Linked DNA regions of Homo sapiens: region 2 is linked to region 1. Evidence: read pairs that join two places in POLR2A ChIA-PET (ENCODE). Cell type or tissue: HepG2. All regions are shown on one strand. Links, peaks and the distances in the headings refer to the core of each region. The heading gives the core; the rest is flanking DNA. Region 1 has its middle 46 kb from the start of DACT2. Region 2 has its middle 7.3 kb from the start of DACT2.

Evidence for each region. ChIA-PET counts read pairs that join two places held together with the same protein. Peaks named below come from ENCODE experiments on the same cell type or tissue, not always from the same donor. Only the 100,000 strongest peaks of a DNase experiment are listed, where the experiment ranks them.
Region 2: POLR2A ChIA-PET joins it to region 1 with 12 read pairs; 2 of 35 experiments call an interaction of 5 or more read pairs at or near these places.

Annotation. Positions count from the first base shown.
Region 1 is chr6:168,271,581-168,276,957 of GRCh38, forward strand. No RefSeq gene overlaps it. Among named protein-coding and RNA genes, the nearest start is that of DACT2, 46 kb to the right of the region's middle. RefSeq lists an enhancer at 1,567-2,279. In HepG2, for the core only: no CTCF peak of the experiment used is centred there; DNase peaks (open chromatin) are centred at 971, 2,031, 2,621 and 3,011; H3K4me3 peaks cover 1,866 bases.
Region 2 is chr6:168,324,409-168,329,785 of GRCh38, forward strand. No RefSeq gene overlaps it. Among named protein-coding and RNA genes, the nearest start is that of DACT2, 7.3 kb to the left of the region's middle. In HepG2, for the core only: no CTCF peak of the experiment used is centred there; DNase peaks (open chromatin) are centred at 2,103 and 2,713; H3K4me3 peaks cover 329 bases.

The DNA.
Region 1 (5,377 bases), core at 119-5,118:
CCACTGAGAGGACCTGTGCTCTGCTTGGGCTGACCAAGCAGCCAGACAAGGCAGGTGAGACTCAGGTGCTGGAGGACCAGGGCCATACACACATGCTGGAATCCTCGTTCCCTCTGAAATCCCTGGGCGGCCGCCCCCTTCCCACCCAGGTACGCACACAGGGCCACGCACACATGCTGGAATCCTCGTTCCCGCTGAAATCTGCCTGGGCGGCCACACGCTTCCTGTGCAGGCTGCAGGGACCCAGAGGACGGTGTCTTGCCGAGGGATCCTCCCTCCCTCCAGGTACCTCGCCCCGGGACAGCAGAAGTGAGAGACAATCCGAGCATATCCATGTAATGTGGAAATGCTGTACTATCACCCATCTAAACAAAGCTCGGAACTGTCTGCGCCCCAGGACGGGGTCCCAGCTGGCCCAGGAGAAATCGCACTCACAGGCCCAGCAGAGCCCAACGCCAGCGCTCAGAATCCCACAGTGTCTAGACACGCACAGCAGCAACACGGAAGCGGCACAGGGACAGCCCCAGCGGTGGCGACCCAGCTCCACAGGCGTGTGGCAAATGCAGGCAGGCCTGGGCTGGCTCGGGTGGGCTGAAGGCGAAGGCAGTGAAAAGACGTGGCTCTGCCCCTTTTATTGACGTGATATTGATGTCTGTTCATATCGATGCCTCTCAATGGAGGCATCAGCAGTGGCTCCAGGAGACAGAGTAGGTCTCTTACTTTATTGTTTGCTGAATGGAATAAAATACTGGACTTCACACACATGAGGTCTGCATTCGCTTGTCTACCACACACTCCAACCCCAGCTTGTGCACTGCCCTCCCCAAACATCCTTAAACATTTAAATGTTTCACCCCTAAAACAAAACACACAACCACAGGTAAAGCCCTAGAGGAAATCCCTGAGAGATGCTCCGAGAGCTGCTCCTGGCTTTCTGCCTGTGGGGACCCAACACTCCTGCTGGAGGCGGTCCCTGATTGACAGGAAGTGCCGGGAACGCGTGTGATGCGGTTTGACTAGGAGTAGCCCTGCAAAGGCACTATTCTACAAGCTGAAAACTAGTCTCTGCTTTCTTTTAGAGGCTGGAAAACCTTTCACTGAAAGTCCAGCCAATTGTCTCCTGCAACTCTTTGCCATTCTAGAGAATTTTTCATAGTCGTCTAAGTTTAAAAGCTGCAGAAACCAGCTTATTCATGTCCGTGCCGCCCTGTTGAAGCTGATAAGAGATAAACTCCAGCAGGCGCATCTCGCCACCTTTCATGGGGCAACTTAACTGCTTGGCTGCTGGAGCAAACACACAAAATTAGTTTTGGAATGGACAAAGCACAGTAAATCCTGTTTTCTTCGGAGCCAAAATCTCACATTTATAGTAAATGTGTTTTTAAAAACTAAAATGAGGTGTGAAACCCTCCTTACACAAAAAGCTTACAGAAATTCGTCTCACAGTACTGCATGGGAGATTTAAGTGGCATATTACACGTCAAAATAGAATATGGTGCCGAGGAGGTTCCTGTTCGATTTCCATGAGAGCTGTGACCCTCTACTAAGCATCCAAGAAGTCTTCACGCTTGGCTTGTCTGTCAAATTAGCAAGTCTGTGCAGAGGCTTAAGAGGGGGAAGGTATTTCCACTAAATCTCTTATTTATATAACAACAGTTTTGACATTCCTGCCATGACATCTTTTCTTCTTCAGGGATTTTCCTGTAAGTGATAAACTGTGGTGTGATTTGCAAGGTGTTTGCTCCGGTTCTCCTTTCACCAAGACGCCTGAGCCAAAGCCCCTGGCCCTCTGTGTGAATGAGTCCTACACTGGGACGGGTTCTTTAAAGATTTCTGCAGCCCACAGAAGGGGGGCCTGGACTTCTGTGTGGGGAGCCACCCCCACAGCCGCCCTTGGGCTGATGCCTGAGGAGCTAGGCCTGGGCCTTGGGGACCCCTGGCTTCCAGGAGGAGGAAGGTCCCCACCGAGAGCTCTCCTGCAGCTCAGAGTCAAGTTCATGTTTCATGGGGACGGTGCCGATTGCTTCATGTTTCATGTTCGCATTTCATGGGGACGGTGCCGATTGCTTCATGTTTCATGTTCATGTTTCATGGGGACAGTGGCAATTGCTTTTGCTTCTCCCATCCAAAAGCAGGAACAAGAGTTTTCTTTTATGCCACATCAGAATGAGAGGTAACTAGGCCAGCATGCAGGGTCCCCACCCGCGTCGCTGTCCACACTGGCTGTGTCCCCTGGCCAGGGCCCTGGTTGGCGGTGTGGGGTGGGATACGGGACTCAGCAAAAGTTGCCACCCTGGGAAGAGCAGGCGGCCAGCAGACTGCCTGGGGAGACACACCCTGGCATTTTGTTTCACCGTCAACTGTCCTAGTTCCCCCTGAGAGCCTAATGGAAGGAGAAAGCGGGCTTGCTGAGGGAGCCACTCCCTTCTCTCCACAGCGGTGGCCGTCTTGGCTCCACCCAGCCCAGCACCATGGGAGGAACCACACTTACAGCTGCTGGGTGCGGGGGGGGGGGGGGGGGTGGGCCGGGTTCCCTTCACAGCACACAGCGCCCCAGTCCCCACTGAGCTGTCACCAGTCTCCTGAAAACCCGGCACGGATCCCGCACGGGAGCATTCTCACCCAAGCCCAGAGACTCCCCTCCCACCCTTTACAATGCCCAGGGGTGGATCAAAGAGCCCCCTATCGTGGCACAAGAACAGGTCCCAGCCCCGCCCTGCCCCCAACTCTGCTGCTGCCTTTCCCCAGGACACAAGGACAGGACAGGGAAACGAGGTGGCCGTCCTCAGAGAGCACCTGGTTGCTCTCCCTAAGTCAGTGCGAGGAACACCCCATCCCTGTCCCATGTCCCAGTCTGGATGGACAGGATGGCCACCAGGTCTCTGTCTTCTCCTATAAATGTGTCCACAGCTCCCACAGGACATGGTACGGCTGGGGCAGGTCCTGATGGGGGAAGAATGTCTCATTGTGGATTGCTTTTCCTCTGGTCTGGTTTAATGTTTAACCCACAGGACTGGCTAAACGCAATCCTGTTTAATTGACTGTTTAACTTGAGAAATCTTAGTCTCGACAAGGGTCTGCATTGGACAGGTCTGCAAACACGGGCAGAAAGTTAGGTTCTGGCACCTGAAGCTGCCCTTTGCACATGCCCCTCCCAGGGACACATGCCCCTTCCCTCCCTGCAATGGCCTCTGCGTGGCCTCTCCAGCCTGAGGCCTGCAGGATAGGGCAGCATTTGCACCTCAGAGACCAGGGGAAAGCATGAATCTTAGCTTCCCACATCGCTTGCACCCCAGGCAATGGGGGCGCAGGAGGGAGCAGTGCAGCTGGAAGAGGAAAGGCAAGGCCGAGGTCGCGGATGGTTTGCAGAGGCAAGCACTGCAAGTTGCCACTGCAGGATGGCAATTGCTGATTTCATTAATAAACTTTCTTTCTAATCCTCCCTCCCTCCCTCCCTCCCTTCTTTCTTCCCTGTCTTTCTTTCTTCTTTCTCTTACTTTCTGCATAGTTGTGTTGCTTCAGTTGCATTTTCTCTTTAAAAACATGCCCTGGGCCTGAGCTGCACAGCTTAGGGACCTCCCCACAGTGGGGAGATCCAGATCCCGAATTTTGTGTGCAGAGAAACTAAGGCAAAGGGAGTTTGCATTAGAATTAGCAGCTGGGCTTCCTGGCCCTATAACTGCTTTCTGAGGGCATCCTGCGTGCCAGGAACACAGCATCCCACCGACGTTGGTGCTCCCTCCTGCATCCCACCGACGCTGGTGCTCCCTCCTGCATCCCACTGACGCTGGAGCTCCCTCCTGCATCCCACCCACGCTGGCATTCCCTCCTCTCCAGGCCCTGCTTTCGAGACACGGTGAACATCCTGTTTCAGAGAAGGAACTGGGGGCAGAGAGGCTAACATCCTTTGCCCGAGACAAGCATGTGGAGGTGGGGATTTAAACTCAGGGCTTCAGACTCCAGAGGTGCTGCCTACAGGGCCGCCTGGGCCAGCATCCTCCCATCTCAGCCTGGCCCTCAGTGAGCCAAGGCAGCCTCAGCTGGACTTACAGGGGCACACCTGTGGTTCCAGGGATGGGTAACTTTCTCCAGTTGGTGTTGGGAAGTGCAGGCAGTGTTTCAGCTTGGGGCGGAGGAGTCTCTCTTCTCTGTGTAACTGCAGCTCCTGTTAGAATTAAGAGCTTCTCTCTGATGTTTAGAGTGTCTTTCCTTCAGAGCCTTTCCGGAACAGTGTCCTTCCTCTCATCTCTGCACTCCTGCCTGATTCCTTATTCTAGAGATGCCACGACGGTACTAACCAGACTCCCTCTGAGAGCCAGGAGAGCTCGTCTGTGTGCTGGGACCTGGCTCTGCCACGCTCCCAAGCCTGGAGGGAGCAACTCTGTGACAGCACGAGTCTCAGGGAGAAGGGGCCCCTCTTGGCTGCTCCAGTCTTCAACGTCCCTACAGTCTGGGGGTCCCCTGTAGACCTGGGTCCCCTGTAGTCTGCAGGGCCCCCTACAGTCCCTGGGGTTCCCTAAAGTCTGGAGGTCCCCTATAGTCACTGGGTCCCCTACAGCCCACAGGGTCCCCTAAAGTTTCTGGTGTGCCTGACTGTCCCCAGGATCCCCTACAGGCCCCAGGTTCCTCCATAGTGCCTTGGACTCCGTCTTGTTCTCTGCGAGGCCTGAGAGACACACCACGGGAAAACGATGAGGGACATTTTCCTTTAGCTCAGAGAGGCCCGGGGCTGAGGGGACAGGAGGAGGGAGACGTGAATGGGTGGGATGTGAGGTGGAGGAGGTGGACCAAGCCAAGGGCTGGCTCTCCCGTGCTCAGTGACAGGATGCTTGGAGTGATTCCAAAGCCTTCTTTTATCACAATTGACTGAATCCTAATTCTGAAAGATTACATAATCAGGATTAATCCTCACTGAAAGGATGAAAAATAATTCCAGTGGAGAATTGAGTTCCTGCTGTATTTGAATTATTCACTCCAATTTTTCTCTGCTCTTGAACAAAAGAACTACTGCCAAAGCTTGGACTCCTGTATATCCCACCAAGTCTTTAAGATGATTATTAAATTTGCTTTTAAAACCACGAAGAGGACTCAAGGTTGACATGTGCTGGAGCCACGGGAAGCGGCAGTTCGTGCTCCGCGATGCGTGACTGTTACTTCACTGTGACTGCCCACGTCTGCCCTGGGTCCTTTCACTGTGACTGCCCACGTCTGCCCTGGGTCCTTTGTCCGGCTCCGTGGATTGGTTTGTAATATCCCAGCAGAGTGCAGGGGGCTCCAGGGCCCGCAAGGCCGCGCCTATTAGCATGTACGTGACACAGGACCATCCGCAGAACATTTTATTGTCTTCAATTTTATGATTTTAGACTTCTAATATCTC
Region 2 (5,377 bases), core at 120-5,119, 53 kb after region 1:
TCTCATTAGATTTGTCCCTACTTTCTTCTCCTTCTCCTTCTCCTTCTTCTTCTTTTCTGATGCTATTGTTACCAGAAAAGCAGTCTTGATTCAGACCCCAAGAGAGAGTTCTTGGATCCCATGCAGGAAGGAATTCAAGGTGAGTGGCAGAGTGCAGTGAAAGAAGCAAGTTTCTTAGATACTACTCCATTGCAGAGTTTGAGTTTGATGTCCTCATACAGCAAGTGGAGGAATTCACCTCTTCATTTTAAGTTTTTCTGATATAGGGTCTTGCTATGTAAAGTCTATGCTAAGCTGTGACTATATGTGGGTGGGCTGACAGCAGGACAGAATTATTCTGTTGATTTAAAGAAAACTATTCTTGACATTTCAGTATGTAAGTACGTCGGAGCATTACTATAATTATCTTGAAGGCATATGTTGTTACAGGTATTGGGACACCTGGACTTTCTGTTGTGGTAGGAGTTTGTCTTGCAGGCATGACCGAGCTGTTTCCTTAGCTGTAAACATCTTAGGACCGTGAGGCAGGATGGCAGTTGGTTTTAAAATGGCGTTACACTGGCTCTCCTGGGCTCCTGATTCCCTAATGCTATTGCCAGTTACCTTTTAAAAATTCATTTTATTTTGGTTGATGATAGATAAAAATACCAACAAAGAATCTAACAACTTTGCTAAACTCATTTTTTCATTTGAATCATTTATCTAGAGATTCTTTGGGATTTTTTTCCATATACATTCATATCATCTGAGATTAATGGCAGTTTTATGTCTTTATTTCTGACCCTTAAATCTTTTATTCATTTTTCTTGCTTTATTTTAGTGGCTAGCGCCCCAAAGAGAATGTTGAATGGTGATGCTATCATGCTTCCTTTTCCATGTGTCACTTTCAAGGACAGTGGGAAGCTTTTCAATATTTCATCACTGAGACGATGGTGTGTGTGCTTTGAAGATGCCCTTTATGAGATTAATAAAATAATCATCTGTTCCTAGAATGATGTTGAATTTTATCAAAGGTATTTTCTAAGATATTGAGGGAATTAAAATATTTTTCTCCTTTTTTCCCTATTTATTTCATAAATTATGCTGATTGATTTGCAAATATAAAGCCAACCCTGCATTTCTGGAATAAATCAACCTGGTTATGACATATTGTCCCACTTATATATTGCTAGATTTAGTTGGGTAGTATTTGGTTTTAAAGTTTTGCATCTATATTCCCAAGGAGATTAGCTCATAATTCTCCTTTCTTGTCTTTTTCAAGTTTTCGGAATCAATAGTATGCTGACCTCATAGAGTGAAAGCATTCCCTCTTTTGATAGTCTATGCGAAGATGTGTGTAAGCCCCATGCCGTTTTATTCTTAAATATTTGGCAGAATTTGTTAATGAAGCCATCTCTACCTGGGATTTTTGTGTGTGAAAATTTTAATTTTGAATACAAGCTTTTAAATAGTTGTTTGATTATTCAGACTTTTTATTTTTTCATGTCAGTTTGTTGCAGATGTATTATTCCATAGGGTTTTCTTCCTTTTGTCCATGTTTTCAAGTGTGCTGGCGTCATGACCTGAGCTAGTATCTTCAGATGTCTTGTAATCTGCCGTGATACCTCCTCACATTTTTTCTATCATTGGTTATTTGTGCTCTCTCTACATTTTGGCAACGGTTTCACAGTTTTATCAGTTTCTCAGAGAAAGAGCTATTGGCTTTGGTGGTCCTCTCTGTTGGTGTCTGCTTTCTAACTCATCCACGCGTGCTGTTTTCCTTCTCAACTTCCTTCTGCCTATTTTCTGTGGGCGTGCTTCACTGGATTATTTCCTCTAATGTCTTAAAATGAGTTTTTGGCTTGCTGGCTTCTCTCTCCCTTATCGGCATAGCTCAGCCCTCATTGGTGGTCGTCAGGAGCTTGTTACTGGGTAAATATTGGGTCCTCTGTATCTTAGATTGTGTCATAGCATTGACTTGGAGGAGAACCGTGGGACCACTGCCTGCATGAACTGTGTCTCCTTCAGAGCTGTCTGGGGTAAAGGATGTAACTAGCTCTGTTAGCGTAGCCTCCAGAGGAAAGGCACTGATGCAATCTCAGTTTGAGTCCTAGAATGTGAGCTTGGTCAGGAATTCCAGTGATTGCATAGTCCTTTGTTCTGCCGTTGTCCCCTGTTCAGAAGGTCACAGGCAAAAAAACAGGTCTGGAAAAGTTAGACTTGGTTTATTTGTCTCAATCGTACTCTCCCCTTTTGTCATATAAATTTATGTTGATTGTAGGATGTGCTGGATTTTTTGCACTCTCTCTCCTTTTCTCTCTCTCTCTCACACACACAAGATGACATGCACTATCACAGGTGCCTCTGAGAAAGAGTTTGGGCTCAGGGAACATTTTTGAGGCCTCCACAAGGAGGACTAAGGGTCTTCACACTGATTTGTAGGAAGGTCCCACCTCACTTCCAGATTGTGGCAATTTTACAATTTTACCAGCTTTCCGACTCCTTCACCCCACCTCCTGTTTCACTGGTCCTACCATTTACTTACCATAAACTTGGAATCTTTGCCCATTTTATCAGAGCTTTGTTTTTCTCTCCCTACAACGATAAAGAATCCCTCTTGGTGAAGGGAGGTCGGATTTTTCCTCTTCACGACTTCAACTGATTGGATGAGGGCCTCCCACATCAGGGAGGACAATTTGCTTTACTCAGAGTCCACCGATGTAAATGTTAATCTTATCTGAAAACGCCCTCACAGAAACATCCGGAATAACATTGGACCAAATGCCTGTGGCTCAGCAGGCATTAGGTTGACACATAAAATTAATCATCACACTCAGCATTTGGTAAACTTCAACATGAAAGGAGCTTTGTTCTTTGACTCTAGAAAAATTCTTCTCTATTTCTTTGATAATTTCTCCTTTTTATTTATCTCTTCTGTCTCCTTATTGCAACATTTTAATTCTCGTTTGGACTTCCATGATTAAGCCTTTCTGATTTTATTTTTTCTGTCATATTTCCTATCTTACTTTTTGTTTTTGAATATTTTGTTCAATTTTGGCTTCCAGCACTTCTATTATTTTATTGATCATATTTTTAATTTTTAATAGGTCTTTGTTAGCCTCTGGGTCACGTTCATATTTTACAATTTTTTATTTTCTGGATGCAATCGCTTCTTGAATCTCTCTCTGAATACTAATTTTGTTTGTATTTTCTAAATTACCCATGTTGTGTGATGTCTGCTTTTCTGTTTCTCTACCTTTGACTTTCTTTTCAAGGCTCACATAGTTAGGCGTGCGTCTCCTTCTCATGTCCCTCTTAAACTCCACAGAGGTGACAGCAAGTCCAGCTCTGAGGGACAGGCCTTCTCCCCTCCTTTTCTTTGATCATCATCAGAGGTTCCTAAAGTACACAATTTAGTCAATTACTACGTATCGCATAACCGTTACAGTTATAATTTGGAATACTACATAGCAATGAAGAAAATGTTTATAAGATGCCAAGTGCCAGGAAGAAGAAACCGCATGTAAAATTGTAACTACATTATGACTATAAGTACATGTAAAGCGTGCATGCCTGTCAGCAGGGTCCATTTAGAGGCATAAGAGAATTGAAACATTTTTTTTTGTAAGTTTACTGTGGCTGTGGGTCACTTTCTCTATTGAGTTAAGTTACTTTCTTGTTGATCAATTTACTTGTGCAGTAAGCCAACATTAATACACACACGATTTATCAAATTAGAAAACTTCCTTCTCCCCAATCAGATTGGCAGAGATCAAAAAGAATAACCATAATAATAACACTCATTGCTAGGGAGGAAATGTACCCTCTTGCAACAGACTGCTAGTGGGACTGCAAATCAGGAGAAAATTCCTAGAGGGCAATTCCGCAGAACGGTCAAAAGCCTTAAAATGAACATGCTCCATGATTCACTTCTAGCAATGTATTCTAAAGAACCAATCAGCGGAACATTCTAAGATGACTCTATAAGGCTGCTTATTTGAACACTCTTTATAACTGCAAAATTTGGAAGCAATCTATGTAAGTACTTGGTTGAATAAATCATGATATATATGTAGAATAAATGAGATTATTAAAACTGGTGCTCCAGAGAGTGATTTTTGGTCTTTAACCACTGTTTATAAGGATACAACGTCATTAAATAAATAAATAAATAAACATTACTGTTGGTTAAATATTAGCCATTAAACACCTGATATGTTTAGGCTTTGTGGCCCCACCCAAACCTCATCTTGACTTGTAATCCCCAGGTGTTGGTGGGAGGTGATTGGATCATGGGGTTTCCCCCATGCTGTTTTCATGATAGTGAGTGGGTTCTCACAAGAGCTGATGGTTTTATAAGTGGCTGGAAGTTCCTTCATTAACTCTTCTCTCCCCTGCCACCTTGTGAAGAAAGGGCTGCTTCCCCTTCCATCATGATCGTAAGTTTCCTGAGGCCTCCCCAGCCATGTGGAACTGTGAGTCAATTAAATCTCTTTTGTTTATAAATTACCCAGTCTTGGGTAGTATCTTTATAGCAGTGTAAAAACAGACTAATACCACATCAATAGCAAACTTCTTGAAAATACCGAGCTCCAACTAAGCAGTGTGCTATGGACTGGAATCGTCCAATGACCTCTCAGCCCTGGGTCACCAGGAGCCCTTGTTCTGCCTGCTCCACTGCAGGGATCCCCAACAGGCCCTCCTGCTCCTGTGCTTTCCCCAACATGGCCTGTTTTGAACACAACAGTGGGTGTCAGACCTTGTCACTTCTCTGCTCAAAACCCTGGCATGGCCCCCAGCTTCACGCAGAGAAAAGCTGTAGGTTATGATGGCCCTTGAGACCCTCTTCCTTCGGACCCCTTCTCCTCCCCTTGTCTCATCTCACTCCCTGCATCTGCTGTTTCTCAGATGCCCGAGACCTTTGCACATGCTGTGCCCTCTTCTGGGAGGGCTCCCGTCCACCCTGCAGCCTTCTGAGCCCTCCCTCCATGCTGTGCCCTCTCACCTCCATGCTGTGCCCTCTCACCTCCATAATGTGCCCTCTTCCGGGAGGGCTCCCATCCACCCTGCAGCTTCCTGAGCCCTCCCTCCATGCTGTGCCCTCTCACCTCCATGCTGTGCCCTCTTCTGGGAGGGCTCCCATCCACTCTGTGCCTCCTGAGCCCTCCCTCCATGCGGTACCCTCTCACCTCCATGCTGTGCCCTATCACCTCCATGCTGTGCCCTCTTCTGGGAGAGCTCCTGTCCACCCTGCAGCCTCCTGAGCCCTCCCTCCATGCTGTGCTCTCTCACTTCCATGCTGTGCCCTCTTCTGGGAGGGCTCCCGTCCACCCTGCAGCCTCCTGAGCCCTCCCTCCATGCTGTGCCCTCTCAGCTCCATGCTGTGCCCTCTTCTGGG